Regions from separate parts of the Homo sapiens genome. Here region 1 is linked to region 2. The links are chromatin loops, found by intact Hi-C in ENCODE. Cell type or tissue: mammary epithelial cell. All regions are shown on one strand. Each heading gives the region's core, and the rest is flanking DNA. Links, peaks and the distances in the headings are about the cores only.

Region 1 (2,926 bases), core at 301-2,800, 150 kb after region 2:
TTTGTATTCCATTTTTATACTGTATTGATTTTTTGCTATCCTTATCTGTTACGTTTTGGTGATTTTTCTAGAGATTTGAAAATGCATTTTATCATAGTTAATAATATTTAAATTAATATTTTATTATTTCCCAGACAAAATAAAAACCTTATATGCACACATTTCCTATGTCCCCTCCCTACCATTTCCTCCTGGGTTGTCATGTATTTTACTTATGTACACATTGTTATTATTTTTACTAGAAATCATTGATAGCCTTTTAAACAAAAGTCTTATCTTTGCCTTTATATTTACTCTCTCTGTTGTTTTTAGTTTTTATTCCTGATCTTTGCTCTGTTATTAATTTTCTTTAGCTTGGAGACTTCTATTAGCATTAATTGTAGGGCAGTTTGGCTGAAAATTTATTTTCTCAGCTTCTTTCTAAATGTTTAAAAATATCTCTATTTCGCCTTCATAATTGTTGAATTTTATTGGATATATAATTTTAGGATAAATTTTTCCTTTCCTTAGGTTCTTTTAATATGTTGCTCAACTTCCTTCTGGTCTCATTTTTTTTTCTGATGATGTCAGCCATCAATCACTCATTATTTCTTAATATGTAATACATCCCACTTTGGATTGTTTTCTCTTTTTCTTTGATTTTCACAATCCTGACTATGTAGTGCCTAAGTATGGTTTTCTTTAAATTTATCTTGCTTGGTGATTGCTTTACTTTTGAATCCTAGGATTGATGTCTTTCTTTGACTTTGAGAAATTCTCAATCATTTCTTTCTCAGTCAAATATTTCTTCTGCTCCACTTCCCTCTTTCTCTCTTAGATTCTAATTATTCTTATGATAGACCAGTTAAGATTTTAATATTGTTACACATATCTTATATACCAAGTTTTGATTTTCCATTTATTTTTTCTTTGAATTTCAGTTTAGACAATTTATAAACTTATATTCAACTTCACTGATTATTTCCAATCCTGTTTCAAGTCTTATGTGTAGCTCACTGTTAAATATTGTTTATTTCTGATACCTTTTTGTATTTCCATTTGAGTTTCTTTGGTTCCCTTCTCTCTGGTTAAATTCCCCAACTGTTCATGCATGTTGCCTACCTTTCCCTAAAGTTCTTTAGCATATTTAAATACAAGAACATAGCATTTAAAAATCCTTATCTCATAATGCCAACACCTGCAACATTTCTAGATCTGCTTCTATTGTATCCTCTCTTAATTGTAGGTGACATTTTCTTGATTCTTTGCATGTCTCATAATTTCTAATTATATTTAACACTAGAGACTGAAATAAATATTTATTTTCCCCAAAATGACATATGCCCTTCTATCAGGCTGCTGGAGTGTCCAGTGATTATTACTAATCAGATAATTGAGGTGAGTTTGGACTTTGTGGTAGTTTTAGTTAGGTGCAAATCATCACTAGCTTCAAATGTCTGACGGACTCCAGAGATTTCTTTATGCATTAGAGTCTGGCTACTAGCTGTACAAATTGAGGCAGTCTCTCGCTCCTTTACAGCTCAGCTGCTTGTTTTGTCAGTGACTCATGAGTTCTCTTTTCATACCAGCTTCACCCTTGGCATTCTTTACCTTAGGAGTAACTCCCTCTACTCTGTCTCCTTGCATTGACTTTTGGAAGACCTCTGCGTTATGCCAGGTCAAAGTTCAAAGTGTCCTGAAAAAAAATTTTTTTTTTTTTCAGTTCTGCTACCCTTTCTCGGATTTTTTTTTTATTCAGTGACTTTACTATATGAAGGCTCATGGTGTACCCCAGAGAGATTCCCCTTAGCTTTCTTATTCCACCTTGCCACTGACTAACACTAGGGGAGCCCTACAAATTACAGGAGGAGAGCTGTCAAAATTCCTGTCTTGCTCTGGCCCTTGGGGTGTTGCATCCATGTGCTTAGTGAGGTGTCATGGGAAAGTGTTGGCAAGGAGATGCAGATTCACGCTGTACTTTCTAGTGATTCTAATCTCTCACACTAGCCCACATGTGGTCATTATGAGTTTGTAAAAGTTTTGCTGTTTCATCTTTTTAAAACTCCTCTGCCTCTCCAACAGCACTGTAAACAGCTATCAGTTTCCTTCCCTAAAATTCATCACATTCTGAAATTGTATTTTTCCTCAGTTCTCTTATTGGTTTATAATCTATGACTTTGTAATTTAACTGGCTCATTGATAAGGTGGGAAAAATGGTACCTTATAACTTTCTGAATCCTAACCAAAATTGGAGGTTCTTTCTTGATCCCTTTTAAATGTAATTTTTAAAAAAACAGACTAGTTATTTGAGACTATGAGTGACCATGATATTTACAGTAAAATTTTATTTCTTCTTTTCATTCCCTAGCTGAAGATATTATGAGAGATTTAAAGGTAAAATTACATACAGTTATGCGATTGGATGCCATCTGTGATTTGTGTACATCTACTGGTGAATGCTCAGCATGTAAAAGTGTGCTTCTATATGGTGGCCTAAAGCAAAAAACTCTCAAAAAATAACAAATACACCTAACAGGCATGGAACAATTCTTAAGGAAACAAAATAAGATGTGAGTATGAGGTTATTGTCCCCAGTGATTCTTATACATTGTCAGATTTTGTCACCCATGCTATAATCCATGGCATAAGAAGTGAGTTGTTCTTGTTTGAATAACAGCAACTGCTTTCTTATAAACATTCTCACCAGCAAAATAAGATGTTATGACTACTCCAGAATGACCCTCTCAAAGGAACATCTTTTCTTTATGTGAAATAAAGAAAACTGAAAGCATAGGTGGAAGGTAAATGGTAATAACAACACCTGAAATTCACAATTTTAAAAACATAAATGAAAGAGACAACCAAGCACTAATGTGACTGTTTGAAAAGTTAGAGAAATTGAAAGAAGAGTTAGGTCACAAACAAGTACTGTGCTGGCATGCAGGCA
Region 2 (2,926 bases), core at 215-2,714:
TTTGTATTTTTAGTAGAGGCAGGTTTCACCATTTTGGCCAGGCTGGTCTGGAACTCCTGACCTCAAGCGATCTACCTGCCTCAGCCTCCAAAAGTGCTGGGATTACAGGCAAGAGCCACCATGCCCAGTCTCATGTGTATATATTTTCTTTGGACTCCTTTTACTTTTTGCTGAACAGGTACTTCTCATGACTTCATCTTCTTAAGATGTTTCATGCTAAAGATAATCTGTTTGCAGTCCATTGAAACTTCACTTTAAGACTATTTGCCTCTGAAAATACTTTCATAATTAAAGCAAATCCTTTTGGATCCCACCCAAGAGAATTTAATTTCTGAGATAGCAATTTACTTCTTATTCCACTGCAGTCTTATCTGAAAAAGGTCCCCAAGTCTTGGGACTCTGAAGACAGCTTTGTGAAAAACTGCCACTGAATTCTCATAGTGTTCTAGAAAGACTGTGTGGCACAAGATAGAGCTCATTTTGGTTCTTTGCTATCCCTGGGCCATCCCACAAAATATTTATTGTTATGTGGGCAAAGGGTGTATTCTGTCAAAGGAGAGGTCAGAAAGAGAACTGGGAGAAAATTAAGGCAAGGCCAAGATGAGAGCTGTTGGCACTGGCTTTGCCACACCATCCACAATGCACACTTTCTGTTTTAGTTGGAGGGCATTGAGCAGTCTCTACTATATTAATGGCTCTGGGCCAAGTAAAGAAGGAAATGAGTCAAAATTATATGAGGCAATACGTTGGAGAAGTAATGTGTGTATTTCCAGGCCCAGCTGATTCTGAAAAATCACCACTGAAATTGGTGGTTTTACTGGTAATGTTCTAAAATAGACCAAGAGTGATAGGGCCACAGAGGCTCAACTTTATTGATCTCTAGAAATAGAGCATCTGGATTAAGCTTAAGGCATACTAGTGGAATTTGGGGAAGTTTTTAACACCTTAAATGACACTGCCTCTGCTGCACCTGTTCATTGGTGAAATAGAGGACTTCATTTAGGAAAACAAGCACCTTCCACGAGCACTCAATTTGCTTGTTTGAAAAAGTAATTGGAGAAAAACAAAGAGATTCTTGTTCAGTCTGAAATTCAGAAGAAACTCTTGCCAACTTTATGAATAATGAGAGTTCCCCTTTCCATGTCGAAATTACTGGCCCTGTTGCTGATATCCATAAATTAAGCAGTTGGGTTGTTGGTTTTTTTGTTTTTCCTTTTTGCAATTAAGCATGCAGTGCTCACAATGCACAATAGGTCCCCTAGAAGTGTGTCTAATCTTTCTACTCCTGTTTAAAAAAAAAAAAAACCTGGATACAGGATCTTAAACAAAGAGTCAGTTGCAGTACATCTGTACAGAGCTGGAGAGTTGAGTCCCAAGAGGATTTACATTGGGAAAATCCCCAAAGCAATAGAAGAGACAAGCACAAACATGTCCACACTCCAAATAGTGAGGCAGAAACTGCTCCCAGGCCAACATGTTGTTTCAAAGGACTGGAAGGCTTTTGTTTAGTAAAACATAATTCAAATAGCGGTGTTCACCATATAACAGTTTGCTGATAATGATTATTTCAATAAAGAGTGAATGTGTAAAGTTATTTTCTAATGTAATATGCCAATTTAAAATGCCCACACGGCACATGTATACATATGTAACAAACCTGCATGTTGTGCATATGTACCCTAGAACTTAGAGTATAATAAAAAATATATATAAAAAAATAAAATGCCCACATTCTTGCTATCGTGGTGTCATGATTTGAAGATAAGATCAAGCAGTAGAAAGTTGACGTCCCCCTCCAGTGAACTCTCAAAATAGACCTTTAACCGAAGCTGTGAGACTCTGGCTCCTTTCTGATAATGACAGACCTTAATCACCGTAGTAGTTTTAAAAATTTTAGGGTAGCAAGCACCACCAATATCTTTGTTCAGGTCTAACTACTTATTTAGAAGAGAAGTTTTCTGCAGTCGGAGTCATTCACCCTGGGAGTTGTGGCACTCTTTGGTTCACCTTCACCCCAGCATGACAGAGCAGGCGGCAACCTGGAACATTCACTGGGGGATGGAGTTTGGCTGTGTTTATAAGCAACACCTGTGTTTATCTGTGACTCGAGGTGCCAGATACCCCTTGGTCAAAAATAGCAAAGCTTCCACCAATATGCTAGTCATTTCTGATGACGGCTTATAGTATTGTTTTGTTTTCCAAAGAATCCTTTTTTCTCCATCTTTCTACATTTATTTTGATTTGAATAGAATTAGGAATGTTTAGAATCAGTAATTCTAGGGCTGAATTTCTAAACCTAAGTGAAAGAAATAACAATTTAAAAATGATAATCCTCTTAATGTATTACAGAGAAAGACTCCTTTCTTCTTTATCCTTATTTTTTCTTTCTTTCTTCCCCCACATCCCCTGCCACAAAGCAATCATGCCCATGCTTTTGGGGACATAACAGCTCTCACCCATCTTGAGAAACAGAAACATTGAAATGTGTCACTATTGTGATTTCAGTTCATGGTTTACTTTGGACCTTGAGCTCATTAGGGAAACATTTGACATCTCAACTCCAATTATTTAGTAGTCACCAAGCTGCAAAGGCCACACATAACTGCCTGCAACTGGTTATAATTGGAGAGGATCTGAAGAACGATAGCAGAGAACTGCATTTCTCTTAATCTCCAAAGACAACAGTACCTCAGGTCATGGTTCCTTTCCAAAGTATACTGAAAGGCTGGAAAACAATAGAAGTCCTTTCAGATTAGAAGCAACCAAAACATTTCTGCAGATTGGAAATATTATAAAGTCATCCCAGGAAAGTCTTATAGACCTACATGTGTTTCTCTCTCTCTCACTTGCTCTAACTTTGTGTATAAAAGCATTCTTAGTTTTTTTCTGGAAAGATTCATTTAGTGAATAGCTGCCTGGTTCTTCC

What was found. A loop is a pair of places that touch in the nucleus more often than their neighbours do. Peaks named below come from ENCODE experiments on the same cell type or tissue, not always from the same donor. Only the 100,000 strongest peaks of a DNase experiment are listed, where the experiment ranks them.
Region 1: it touches region 2 in a loop (4-fold over the local background); 2 of 110 quality-filtered maps call a loop at or near these places.

The regions. Positions count from the first base shown.
Region 1 is chr1:82,375,849-82,378,774 of GRCh38, forward strand. No RefSeq gene overlaps it. Among named protein-coding and RNA genes, the nearest start is that of LINC01362, 530 kb to the right of the region's middle. In mammary epithelial cell, for the core only: a CTCF peak has its summit at 1,818; a DNase peak (open chromatin) is centred at 1,553.
Region 2 is chr1:82,224,915-82,227,840 of GRCh38, forward strand. No RefSeq gene overlaps it. Among named protein-coding and RNA genes, the nearest start is that of ADGRL2, 430 kb to the left of the region's middle. In mammary epithelial cell, for the core only: no CTCF peak of the experiment used is centred there; DNase peaks (open chromatin) are centred at 717 and 1,407; H3K27ac peaks cover 1,554 bases.